Regions from separate parts of the Homo sapiens genome. Here all the other regions are linked to region 3. The links are chromatin contacts, found by Hi-C or POLR2A ChIA-PET in ENCODE. All regions are on one chromosome and are shown on one strand. Each heading gives the region's core, a stretch centred on a gene start or an enhancer-like site at or near the end of the contact. The rest is flanking DNA. Distances are from core to core; before and after follow the strand shown. Region 1 holds the start of WFDC1 (WAP four-disulfide core domain 1). Region 2 holds the start of MBTPS1-DT (MBTPS1 divergent transcript). Region 3 holds the start of CRISPLD2 (cysteine rich secretory protein LCCL domain containing 2).

Region 1 (3,910 bases), core at 883-3,382, 530 kb before region 3:
ATCTAGGGCAAGGTAATGATCAGGGCTGGGCCTAGCGGGAGGCAAAGGAGGCATCTAGGGTCTAAAATGTAAAAAGACTCTCACGCTTGGGCTCCTGGGTTTACAGGACTCTGATGGTGAACTTAAATTTTGCATTGCTCACTGGGCAAGTGTCTTAACCTCTCTGTGCATGGGATCCTAGACAGCACCTGCTTATAAGGCTAATATGAGACCTAAAAGCATTAAAATGCAGGAAGTGCTTCAAACATTGCCGAACACACAGACTGTATGGCTTTTAAGGTTTTTTTTTTTTGATACAGGGTCTTGCTCTGTGACCCAGGCTGGAGTACAGTGGCGCCATCACAGCTCACTGCAGCCTCAACCTCCCACGCTTAGGTGATCCTCCCATCTCAGTCTCCCAATTAGCTGGGACTACAGGTGTGCATCAGCACGCCGGGCTACTTTTTTTATTTTGTATTTTTTGTAGAGATGAGGTCTCACTATGTTGCCCAGACTGGTCTTGAACTCCTGGGCTCAAGGCATCCTCTGCCTCCCTAAGTGCTAGGATTACAAGTGTGAGCCACCGTACCCGACCTACACAGACTATATGTGTTTGCCACTATTGTCATTCACTAAAAGGCCAAGAGGGGTTGATGATACCTGCCCAGGGCATTCTGAAGGCTGTGCTGGCCAGGAGGTGGGGGGTGAGGGTCCCCAGGGAGGGAGGAACCAATCTTTCTGGAGCACTCACTCTGTGCAAGTGCTGGGCACAGCTGGCACCCTCTCCTGTAGCCCCACATCGATCTCAAGAGGCAGAGACTTTCACATGCCCATTTCACAGATGAGAGAACTGAGGACCATGAGCAAGAGGCTTTCCAGCATCTCGCAGAGGCTGAACTGGGATCAGGCAGGTGCGTCAAGCCTAGTGCTTGGGTCCCTTCTGCTTCGCCTAGGGGGGTGCCACAGGGTCTGACCTACCTGGGTTCCAGCCTCCTCTCTGCTGCTGTTGCATGACCTCAGGCAGCCCCCTCTGTTTCCTCATCTGTAAAGCGGGCATCAAAACAGTGTCTGTTTTGGGGCCGGGTGTGGTGGCTCACACACCTGTAATACCAGCACTTTGGGAGGCTGAGGCGGGCAGATCACTTAAGGTCAGGAGTTTGAGACCAGCCTGGCCAGCATGGTGAAACCCAGTCTCCACTAAAAATACAAAAATTAGCCAGGCATGGTGGCACATGCCTGTTATCCCAGCTACTTGGAAGGCCGAGACAGGAGAATCGCTTGAACCCGGGAGGCAGAGGTTGTAGTGATCTGTGATCACACCACTGCACTCCAGCGTGGGTGACAGAGCAAGACCCGTCTCGAAAAACAAAACAAAACAAAAAACCAGTATCTGTCTTGGAAGTGCTGAGAACAGACAAGGGAATATGAAGTTTGTGAAATGTTGAGCCCGCTGTGCTACATTCCTGTAAAACACACACGTGCACATGCACACCCACGTGCACACACGCATACACATAAATGCACATGTGCAGATACACCGGCTGACAGTGACAGCACACTTATGTGTGTGAAATGCTTTATGTGCTCAATTTCTTTTAAATCTCACAGGAAACACACGCTATGAGGAACTACCCACATGCCCACATCAGGCAGGAGGACCCCGGCGGGTGCAAGGGTGGAAGTCGTCTCTTCATGGCTGCACCCTTGGCCAGTGCCAGTCCAGCAGCCTCTTTCAAAGAAGCTTTTATAGGCAGATAGTTTGTCAGCCCAGCTCGAAATGTGAACAAGGTAGCAGCCGAGCCCCCACCCATCCGGCTGCACTCCCCTGCATGTCCAGCCCCGAGCCCTGTGTCAAGCACACCTCCTTGGGAGGAGACCGCCCCAGCCTGCAAGGAAGTGCTCATTATGGAGAGTGGAGAGTGACAGGCCACTCCCGGCCACGTCTCCAAGCAAGCCGGTGCCCCCTCCTCCTGCTGCCACCGCCCACTGAGCTGCCTGGGCTGCAGACGCCCTGGTTGGAGCGTCTGGGGCCAGATGTTATAGGGCAAGCTAAAAATAACCGGGCAGGCCAGCCACCATCGAGGAAGGGGCATGTGCTGGACGCGGACACATGATCCGAGGGACCCTGCTGGGTGGAACTAAGAAAGTCCAGCAGACTGTGCACGCTCCTGTCCCCACTCACAGGCCCACGCAGCGAGGGGGGCCCCTCTTCTGTGTGCGTCTGGAAGGTCGCTGCCCAGGGAGGAAATGCCTTTAACCGGCGTGGGGCCGGGCAGCTGCAGGAGGCAGATCATCCGGGCTCTGTGCCTCTTGCTACTTCTCCTCCACGCCGGCTCTGCCAAGAATATCTGGAAACGGGCATTGCCTGCGAGGCTGGCCGAGAAATCCCGTGTAAGTGCCTGGGATGGGGAGGCTGGGGCAGCCTGTGTGGGTGGGAGTCAGCCTTGAGGAGAGGCGATCCCTAGACACTGCCTTCTCCTGTAAGTGCTCCCCCAAAACGTGGCAAGGCAGGCGTCTTCCTATCCGTGTGTGTCTGAGTTGTGTGGTGGGCAGATGGGGCTCACCCCCAAAAAAGGACCCTTATCTGTGAATCAAGAGGCAAAAGACACATCACAAATGTGCCAAAGAATCGTGCCTTACTTTTGCCTTGTTACAAAAGTATGCTTGCTCCTGAAAGACAGCATCTCATTTCGGAACCCCAGGATTTAAACGGAGCATTCCGTCTCCCTGATCAGTACCAAATGTTTGTGAAATACACTTATGCATTCATGTGGTTGTTTATTCATTCAGCAAACAGAATGAATACACTCTGTTAAACAGAATTTAGCAGAAACCGCTCTGGGGAAGGCACTCTGTGGGGTCCTGTGGATACAAGATAAAGGAGGTACCAGCCCCCATCCTCAAGGGTGGCGTGGCCGAGGTGCAGAGGCAGTTGGGTGACAAACGATGGCAGTACAAAGAGAAGGCATGAGGCAGTGAGTGGCAAGAAACACATGCCCTGGGGCCAGATGTCTGGGTGTGAATCGGGCTCTGCTGCTCATTAGCTGCGTGGCTTCTCTCAGGCAAGCTGCTTGACGTCTCTGAACCCCAGCAATCTCATCTGCAAAAGACAGAGGGATGCATTTCTTCACACAACTATGTCTGGGTCGCCACTGTTTACCAGGTACTGTCCTAGGCTGTGGGGATACAGGCCTCACATCTCTGCCTGGGGAACTCAATGGGGGGCTGGGGGCAGCAAAGAATAAATGAGAGAGATCTCATTTATTAGTATGTGCAGATTGCAAGTGCTGAGGAAGCAATAAAGCAGGAAGGGAACTAGGAGAGAGAATGGGGTGGAGGAGGCTATCATTTTTGGTTCCTCCCACCCCCCAGAGATCACAGATCCGCAGGGACGGAGTGAGCCAGGACGATATCAGCACACAGAGGGCTCAAGAAGGTAATGCTGGCACCCACAGCACCTGTGTGAGGATTGAATGTCTCAGTATGTAGAACGTCTTTGCAACATAGCAAGCTGGCAGTGCATCTTGGCAGCTTTCAATCAAATAATTGTGACTTTGTTTGGTGTTGCCTAACAGGGTAGCATGTAGGTTCCTTGGGGTAGGGCAGGGTTCTGTTTCACTAATGTGTGCCCCTGGTGCCTGCCATTAAGTTGACGCCTGGTACATTCTTGTGGGTGAATTATGAGCGGCTGCAGTGGTAGCACGGGATGCGTGTGCAGCTCTTCCCCAGGAGAGTCAGACAGGGTTTTTAGGGTTGGGGACAGTGGACCTGTGGCTTTAAAGGATAAATAGGAGTTTGCCAGCTGGAGAAGAGGGAAGGGAGAATGATTAATGACCCCAGGCATAGTGGGGTGCCTGAAACTGTATTGAGACAAATCTGGGCCTCCAGGGCTCATATTCTCCATGTTCGGCACATGCTCGTGGCGGGAGAC
Region 2 (3,958 bases), core at 378-2,877, 700 kb before region 3:
TCTCAATCAACAGTTTTGCTGTCATCCGCATCACACATTAGAGCATAAAATAAACTTTTATTTGTCAAAAGTGTTCTGCATAAATGCTTAAACAAAATGTGGTATAGCCATACAACTGAATATTATTTGGTCATAAAAGGAATGAAATCCTGATTCATGCTACAACATGGATGAACTGTGAAAACATGCTAAGTGAAAGAAGCCTGACACAAAAGGCCGCATATCATATGTTTCCATCTGAATATACGAAATAGTCATTAAAGGCAAATCTAGAAAGACAAAGTAGATGAAAGGTTGCCTGTGGCGGGGCCTGGAAATGGGCATTGACTACAACTGGGCATCAGAGGTCTTGGGGTAACGGAAATGTTCTAAAAGTGGATTTGGTAGTGGCTGTGCTGCTGTAAATTTACTAAAAACCACTGAATAGTACACTTAAAACAGGTGGATTTTATGGTATGTAAATTCTACTTCAATGAAGCTCTTACATTAAAAAATAAGTATAAATAATAAAAGCGGATTCTCCAGATTGAAAAAAAAAAAAATGAGAGGAATTACTTCTCTTCTGCAAGCCCTCCTTTTCGTAGACATACAATTGGAGACCTTGACGTTAGGAGGGCTTACCTACACAGTTCAGACTAAAGGATGAGTCTCCAGAATTCAACGCAGGTCGTATTCCACTCCACGTAATTTCGAAGTGTCAATCAGAATCTAATAACTTAATTTGTGTAGACAAATAGGCCAAGATTCTCAGGGGCTCAACCCAATATGAAAGGTAAACATCTTAATAAAAATACTGACGATCCACAACGGTCTTAGGTAGCGCAACCATGCCAAGGCGAGGCAAGATTTTTAAGAAGCTACAGGTTTAAAAGGCAATCTGGTTCTGAGAGTTCGCCGAACAGAATCCCCGCATTTCCAAAAACCAGCAGCGCAATATGCACAGACCGAGATAAGGCAAAGAATCGACGTCTTTTAAACCTGACGCCAGCACTGCCCCGGAAGCGCACCTAGAATTGAGTCTGTCTGGAGGCTCCGGGCCAGAGCAGGGCGTATTGTTTCACTCGGTGAATGCTCATTTCACGTAAAGAAAACCAGGCAACGGAACAAGCTGCCGGAGCGCGCAGACCCCCGCAGGGCCGCGGTACAGGCACGCTGTGTCCAAACAAGCGCCGGAGGCCCCGCGCCCACCTCCCCCGACCCGGCCCGGCCCCCGCAGCCCTCGCCTCGGGGCCTCGGACGCAACCGGCACACCTGAGCGAGCGGGCCGCCGCCGCTAGGCGGAGCGGGTCGGGGAGGCCGCGCGCGGGCGGCTGACGTACCTGCGCCGCCGGGAGCTCAGGGCCGGCGGGCCCGGGATAACGGCGCCTCCGCGGCGAACACGCCTGGGCACTCCATTCGGGGCTGTTTACTCCCAACTCTCGCGAGACTGGGCGACCGGGCCAGCGAGGCCCACAGCTGGGAGCCTCAGCTCCGCCGACCCAGCGTGCCCTGTCTGTCCCGCGCTCCCGGGGCTTGCGTGCGCGCTCTGGACGCCGTGGGCAGCGGGACCACGCCGGGAGGATGGACGAAGGTCTCGCGACATTTGCGGCGGCGGGGGCCGGTGGCAGGGTGGAAGCGGAGGGGCGTGGCCAGCGAGCTGCCAGGCGGCGAGAACGCGCTGGGGGAACCCTTGGTCCGCTCTGCGCGTCGCTCTAGGATCCCCGAAAAGGAGCACGGGCGCGAAAGCGGCCAGGCTGGGCCAGGATCTAGAAAGACTGCCTGGCGCAGGCTCCCTGCCCCCGCGGGCCTGCTGTCATGGACTCGTGGAGAGCTCGCTTCCCGCGCGGACCCTTCCTGCAGGGGTCCACGTCCAGGCACCGGCGGCTCGGACACCCCACCCCCGGCCGGGCACCTGCCCTGGGTGCCCCTTAACCCGGGCGGTAGCTCGTTAAGATGGCGAAGTGTCCGGTCCGGAACACGCGAAACCCCAAATCCCGCCTGCCCGACCTCCTGACCCCCGGCCCCACGGGACGACAGACTGGGCCTCCCGACGCGCAGCGCGCTGCCGGGACACCGGTGCGTGCGAAACGGAGGACCTTTGTAACGCCACGTGTTTGCTCTTTTTGAAAAAACAAGAATAAATGTGTTAAACTGTCTGAAAAGCTTGCCGCCTAAAAGATGTCTGGGTGACTTAGATGCTAGGATCAGTTTGTTTTCAATGTAAATGGACCAGCCCGGACTCCGTACGGCACTAGCAGGGGACTGAAAGCGTCTTCAGGTACTGCTGGTGGGCGGTGATGCGCTACAGGCCGATCAGACAGTTTTGTGTCTTTTGGAACTTGACACTGCACCACGGTAATGCTGAACTGCACCAATATTACAGATCACAGCGCATCATCTTCCTTCAACATGATTTAACACAGTTGACTTAATATGGTGGATAAATGTAGAATCACAAATTACCATACCCCACCTCAGGCTTCTACTTCGTAATTTTGAGCAGGTTGTTTAACCTCTTTGTACCTCAGCTTCTTCATTACAAAAATAGGGGTACTAGCCAGGCGGGGTGGCTCGCGCCTGTAATCCCAGCACTTGGGGAGGCCGAGGCAGCCGGATCACTTGAGGTCAGAAGTTTCAGACCAGCCTGGTCAACATGGGTGAAACGCCGGCTCTACCAAAAATATAAAAACTTAGCTGAGTGTGGTAGCGCATGACTGTAATCCCAGCAACTCAGGAGGCTGAGGCAGAGAATCGCTTGAACCTGGGAGGCGGAGGTTGCAGTGAGCTGAGATCGTACCACTGCACTCCAGCTTGGGCGACAGAGCGAGACTCTGCCTTAAAAATAAATAAATAATTTTTTTAAAAAATAGGGGTACTAATATCTACCTTAAAGGATGAGGGTTAAATTAAGTACACACATAAGCCCTAGCGCAGTGGCTTATGCCTGTAATCTCAACACTTTGGGAGTCTGTGGCGGGAGGATCACTTGAGCCCAGGAGTTTGAGACTAGTCTGGGCAACAGAGACATGTCTCTATAGTTGTGTTTGGTTTTGTTTTTACCAGGTGTGGTGGTGTGCACCTGCAGTCCCAGCTACTAGGGAGGCTGAGGTGGGAGGACTGCCTGAGCCCAGGAGGTCGAGGCTGCAGTGAGCCATGATTGTGCCACTGCACTCCAGCCTGGGCAACACAGCAAGACCTTGTCTCAAAAACAAACAAAAAGCATACTCATAAAGTGCTCGGCTCCTATATGATTCAATATGTGGTGGTGGATTCTTGAATCCTTTCCTGACTCAGATCTCATACGATTTTCTGAACTTTTGGAGAATCCTTGCCTCTCTGCATTTGCAAACCGTCAAAGGCACTCCCTTCTGCCACCACACAAAGCATTTGATTTTAAACTTGACTATGTCCTTCTGTTCCAACTTTAGGTAAATTAATCTTGGTCAGGGTTCTCTGAACAGCCCTTTAGTCACTATGCCATTGAATACATGGCCCTACAGCTGGAAACTGGGGTAGAACAGTGATTGCAGGCATCCATCATGTGACAGCGAGGCCCCAAAGAAGGGGAGAGAATGCCACCACCACCAGTTTCAGAGAATGCCTATACACTGAGGGGACTGGTGTGTGGGAGAGAAGTTACTTGGAGAGCTACCAAGACAGCCTGAGCTACAGGATCCTGGTCTACCACTGGTGGATTCCCACCACTCTGGTTCTAAAATAACTTCCTAAACTTGTGCTTCACATACAGAATAAAGCATCTGTAATTCCATGGGAAGGTAAATCTTTATTCAAATGAAATGTTATTTTAAAGAGTAATAGCTGATGGCACAGGCACTAGCCAACCCTGGGAAAGCCTCCCTGGAGTTGTGGCTCCTGGAGTCCCAGCAGCCACTCTGCAGAGATCTTGGAGGTCCTAGTAAACCTGCCGGTGGCACTACAGGCAGGCTGCTTTTTTGGCAAGGGTGGCTTTGCTGAGAGC
Region 3 (4,037 bases), core at 224-2,723:
ATCTCAGCTCACTGCAACCTCTGCCTCTCAGGTTCGAGCGATTCTCCTGCCTCAGCCTCCCAAGTAGCTGGGACTACAGGCATGCACCACCATGCCCGGCTAATTTTTGTATTTTTAGTAGAGACAGTGTCACCATGTTGGCCGGGATGGTTTCGAACTCCTGATCTCAGGTGATCCGCCCGCCTCAAACTCCCACAGTGCTGGGATTACAGGTGTGAGCCACCGCGCCCGGCCAGTCTGCATTATTCTGTATCTGCATTTGAGCCGCACCAAAATCTTAGGCAAGCCTTCCCTGTTTGAGTCCACGTCACGCAGGCAGCCTTCCATAGTCCTTGTTCCACCCATTCCCCATCCTTGTTTCTCCCACGTGCCCTAGCTCGTGGGGGCCCCAGACTCTGAGATCCCGGAGGTGTCTTGTTTGTGCCTGCTGTATAGCACAGGGCCCGGCACAGAGCGACTCGATGGGTATTTGGGGAATGAGTTAATGCTGGAGGAGCTAATTCCGGTGTCTTGGTGCGGAGATGAGCAGTGCGGACAGGCCCCCTCCTGCCCTTGGGCCCCAGCACCTTACCGCGCAGTGCCTGCATACCCGTCCACATTTTGTGACTGAGGCGGGAGCACGGGGCAGTCCCTTAGCTCTTAAGGAACGTGGATTTACCTGTTTCAAAGGTGATTTCGTCTGGCTCTAAATTGATTTCCGTATGTACCTGCACAGGTTAAAAATGCTAAATGCCTCCGGGCAAAAGAGATATGAACATGCTGCACTGCTCCTAGCTACGGGACTTGGGGCACGCTCTTCTCCAAGCCTCAGCTACTGGATCTGTGAAATGAGGTGATTTCCACCTCCCTGGATTCCTGGGAACGCGTCCTAGGGTCGTTGAAGGTAAAGTGCGGAGCCTGGATCCCCGCGCTAGCGGCCCCATCCGGAAACAAGTCTCCCTTTCTTCGTCTGCAAATTGGGAAGAGGGGGCCTAAGTTTTCTGAGCACGTGTAGAGGGTGGGAGTCACCTCAGTAACTGTGTACTCTGCACCGCGCCACAGTTCACAGCGCCCAGCCCTTGCGGATTTCATTTGCTAAAATCCTGGGAGGTCGCCTCCTTATTCCTATTTTCCAGTTGAGCTGCAGAGAGCTGGGGTTTGGTAAATTTGCAAGCCCCTTGTGGGAAGCGCTTGGCACCGCGCCAGGCGCATAGTAAGCGCTCAATGAAAACTATGCTTGTGTGGCCAGTGGCGAGGGAGCTGAGCGTCTCCTTGTCCCTAGCCGGCCCTGGAGGCCAGCGGCCCCGCCTTCCTCGCCCACCCGGCGCCCGCGCCTCAGCTGCCCCCCGCCTCCTTCAGCCCGCTGAGCCTGCGGGGCGGGGCCGGGGGCGGGGCCGGTGATGCTCGGTCCTACCAGCGCCGCCAGCGATCTGGGGGCGTGGCCTCCGGGCTCCGGGGAGCCTACAAGAGGCGGTACGCTGAGCCCCGGCACCCACTCGCATCCCAGGGCGTCTCCGGCTGCTCCTATTGAGCTGTCTGCTCGCTGTGCCCGCTGTGCCTGCTGTGCCCGCGCTGTCGCCGCTGCTACCGCGTCTGCTGGACGCGGGAGACGCCAGCGAGCTGGTGATTGGAGCCCTGCGGAGGTAAGTGTGATTTCCATGCTTCTCCCTTTTGCAAACTGTTACCCCCCCGAGAAGCTGGAATAACTAGGACAGATGCCACCTCGCAGGGCTGACTGTGTGCTGGCACCACACCGAGTGCTCTGCTTGCATAGCGGAACACAGCTTTGCGACATGCCCTTTTGCAGATGGAGAAACTGAGGCTCAGCGAGGACAACTCATTTGTCCAGGACCTCGCAGCCAGGACTCCAAGGACCCAGGATTCAACGCCGATCTGAGCGCAGAATCCTGCTCCTTAGAGGCTGTTTACTCTCTTGCCTTCCTCGTGCAGTTCACTAGCATTTGTTGCATTCCTGTGTTCGTAGTGGGTGTCAATAACTGGAAAGCTGATGGCATGGATATGGCAGGCATTAGAATGTGTCCTACTCATGTCTGGAGGACCAGGGTGATCTAGTGGCATGTGCATTCAGCTGCAGTTTAGAGGGCCACGCCCCTCTGTGATTTCATTTGCAAGGTAGCCTTCTTCCCACATTTCAGATGAAGATGCTGAGGGTCAGAGAGGTGAAGTAAGTTGTCCGGGCAGAGCCAGGGCTGGAACCCAGCTCTGTCTGTCTCCAGAGCTTCAAATGGATGTGTAGAGACTTGGGGCCATGTCAGGGTTCTGCAGTCTGGGGGAACACGTTTCTGGGTTTCTTTAGCCAGAGCGGGCACCTGCATAACTCCTGCGTGGGGAGAGTTACCCTGGAAGCGGAGGGCTCACTCTGGAGTGTGGGGGAGATCGGTCGTCCCACGTGGACAGAGCCAGGGCTAGTCCCTCATGTGCTGCAGACCCAGAGCCTCCCTTGCTAAGGCTGGGCTGGTGGACAAGCCAGGGAGGACTTCGCTGATGCCTGCTCATCGCAGTCCAACTTGAATTGGGCGTCTCTCAGCCAAAATGTGAGTTGCTGCCCTGGCTGAGAGAAGCATCCCGTGCAAATGCCTAGCTTGCCTTGCAACCGAGAGTGGGGTTGTGAGTTTCCCCTTTGGGCCTTTGGACCTCTTGCCCTGGTAGAATGGGGTGAGCCTGCTTTCCCCATCCAGGGTCTGATGTCTGACAGTGAGGAGAGCCTGCAGAACAGGACCGGGGCGTGGTCCTTTCCAGTAGACTGAGGCCATGAGTTGTGACTGTCGGCTGTCCCAGGGCTCCTTGGGTTGTATGCACCTGATTTTCTGCTTCTGCCCCTGATCTGGCTGTTCCCACTCAGGAGAAGGGGTGGGTGTGTGACTGTGTTGCCTGTGCGGCAGGCACGCGGTCTGTGCCACGCAGTTTACCTGTATTGTCATCGCTGCAACACCCCGGGGAGTAGGCCTCTTGATGCCCACTTCACAGCTGAGGAAACTGAGGCTCAGCAAGGTGAAGTGCTTGCCTAAGATCCCCCAGCTGGTATGGAATGCTGTCACCCCCAGGTGGGTCCTATCTGCACTCTTGACCCTGCTTTCTTTAAGACACTTCCCTGCCCACTGCCAACTCCACCCATGAACCTGACCTTCACACAGGTGATGTTTTGTCTTACAGGGGCTCCAGTTAAAACCACTGGACAATGTACCCAGGGAGGAGAAACCAAGAGGGTGATTTTGATTTTTTCAGAGTTTCTTAAGATGTGAGAGTAGGAATAGTAATAATGCCATTTGTAATAATACAAGCAGCTGACATTTACATGATGCTTAGTACAGACCAGACATGCCCAGGGTTTCCACGGATGAGCTCACTGCCTGCTCTATTAGCTGGGCACTTTTTACAAGGAGTTAGTTGAGGCTCAGAATTATTAAGGTGTGTGCCCAACATGACACAGCCAGGGCGGGGTAGAGCTGCCGTCCAGGCTGGGCCCTGCCCCAGATTCTGGGGGAAGGTGCCCATCTAATGACCAGCCACATGACTGTCCCAGCAGAGCTTGCTGCTAGTTGAGGCTTTCTGTGCCATGTGGGAGTTTTTTTAACGTTGGCAGGGATCTGGGTCCCTGGTCCCTGTTGGGGTGAGGCTGGGAGGGGATCAACTGACCCTGGGCTTGGGCTCAACATTGCTGACAGGTACTGAGAGCCCCGTCCCAGGACCCAAATCAGTGCTGGTTCTGAGTCCTGCCTCTGTCCTGGAGAGGAGAGTTGGTTTGACTGGGAAGGCCTGAGCTAGGGAAGAAGACTGCGAGGTCTCTTAAAACCTCTGCACTTCATCCCTCAAAAGACCACAAATTAAGTATGTGGCCCTTTGTAAGTTGCATTTGAAAGTTTTTGGAGGCAGGACCCTCTGACGTCTTTGGAGGTCAGAAAGTTTTTGGAGGCAGGGCACTGACCTCTTTGGCCTGTGGGAACTGGAACTTTTCTTTCCTCTGTCACCAGCGTCATTTGCTGTGTGTGGGAGGTGTCTGCATGTCTGCCTGCGCCAGACTCAGGAGGCTTTTTCTT

The links. A loop is a pair of places that touch in the nucleus more often than their neighbours do. ChIA-PET counts read pairs that join two places held with the same protein, here RNA polymerase II (POLR2A). Pooled maps may share reads with other maps.
Region 1: a loop to region 3 is called in a map of sigmoid colon, with 6 times the contacts of the local background. The contact joins the promoter of WFDC1 here to the promoter of CRISPLD2 in region 3. A Hi-C loop is called at or near these places in 2 of 168 maps with a recorded cell type or tissue (prostate gland and sigmoid colon) and 2 of 50 pooled maps.
Region 2: a loop to region 3 is called in a pooled map, with 2.6 times the contacts of the local background. The contact joins the promoter of MBTPS1-DT here to the promoter of CRISPLD2 in region 3. A Hi-C loop is called at or near these places in 1 of 50 pooled maps. POLR2A ChIA-PET finds 5 or more read pairs at or near these places in 2 of 52 experiments (HCT116 and activated CD4-positive, alpha-beta T cell).

The regions. Positions count from the first base shown.
Region 1 is chr16:84,292,746-84,296,655 of GRCh38, forward strand. It overlaps WFDC1 (WAP four-disulfide core domain 1), which reads left to right and starts at 2,133. Exons shown (of 7, transcript NM_021197.4): 1 at 2,133-2,370. The coding sequence starts at 2,227. It overlaps LOC124903734, which reads left to right. Exons shown (of 6, transcript XM_047435022.1): 5 at 772-890; 6 at 1,588-2,093. The coding sequence ends at 2,093.
Region 2 is chr16:84,115,416-84,119,373 of GRCh38, forward strand. It overlaps MBTPS1-DT (MBTPS1 divergent transcript), which reads left to right and starts at 1,628. Exons shown (of 1, transcript NR_186375.1): 1 at 1,628-3,748. MBTPS1 (membrane bound transcription factor peptidase, site 1) reads right to left here and starts at 1,527. Exons shown (of 23, transcript NM_003791.4): 1 at 1,320-1,527. It also overlaps the pseudogene LOC648774. RefSeq lists silencers at 1,018-1,447, 1,848-1,947 and an enhancer at 2,098-2,257.
Region 3 is chr16:84,818,512-84,822,548 of GRCh38, forward strand. CRISPLD2 (cysteine rich secretory protein LCCL domain containing 2) reads left to right here and starts at 1,474. Exons shown (of 15, transcript NM_031476.4): 1 at 1,474-1,622. RefSeq lists a silencer at 1,247-1,436.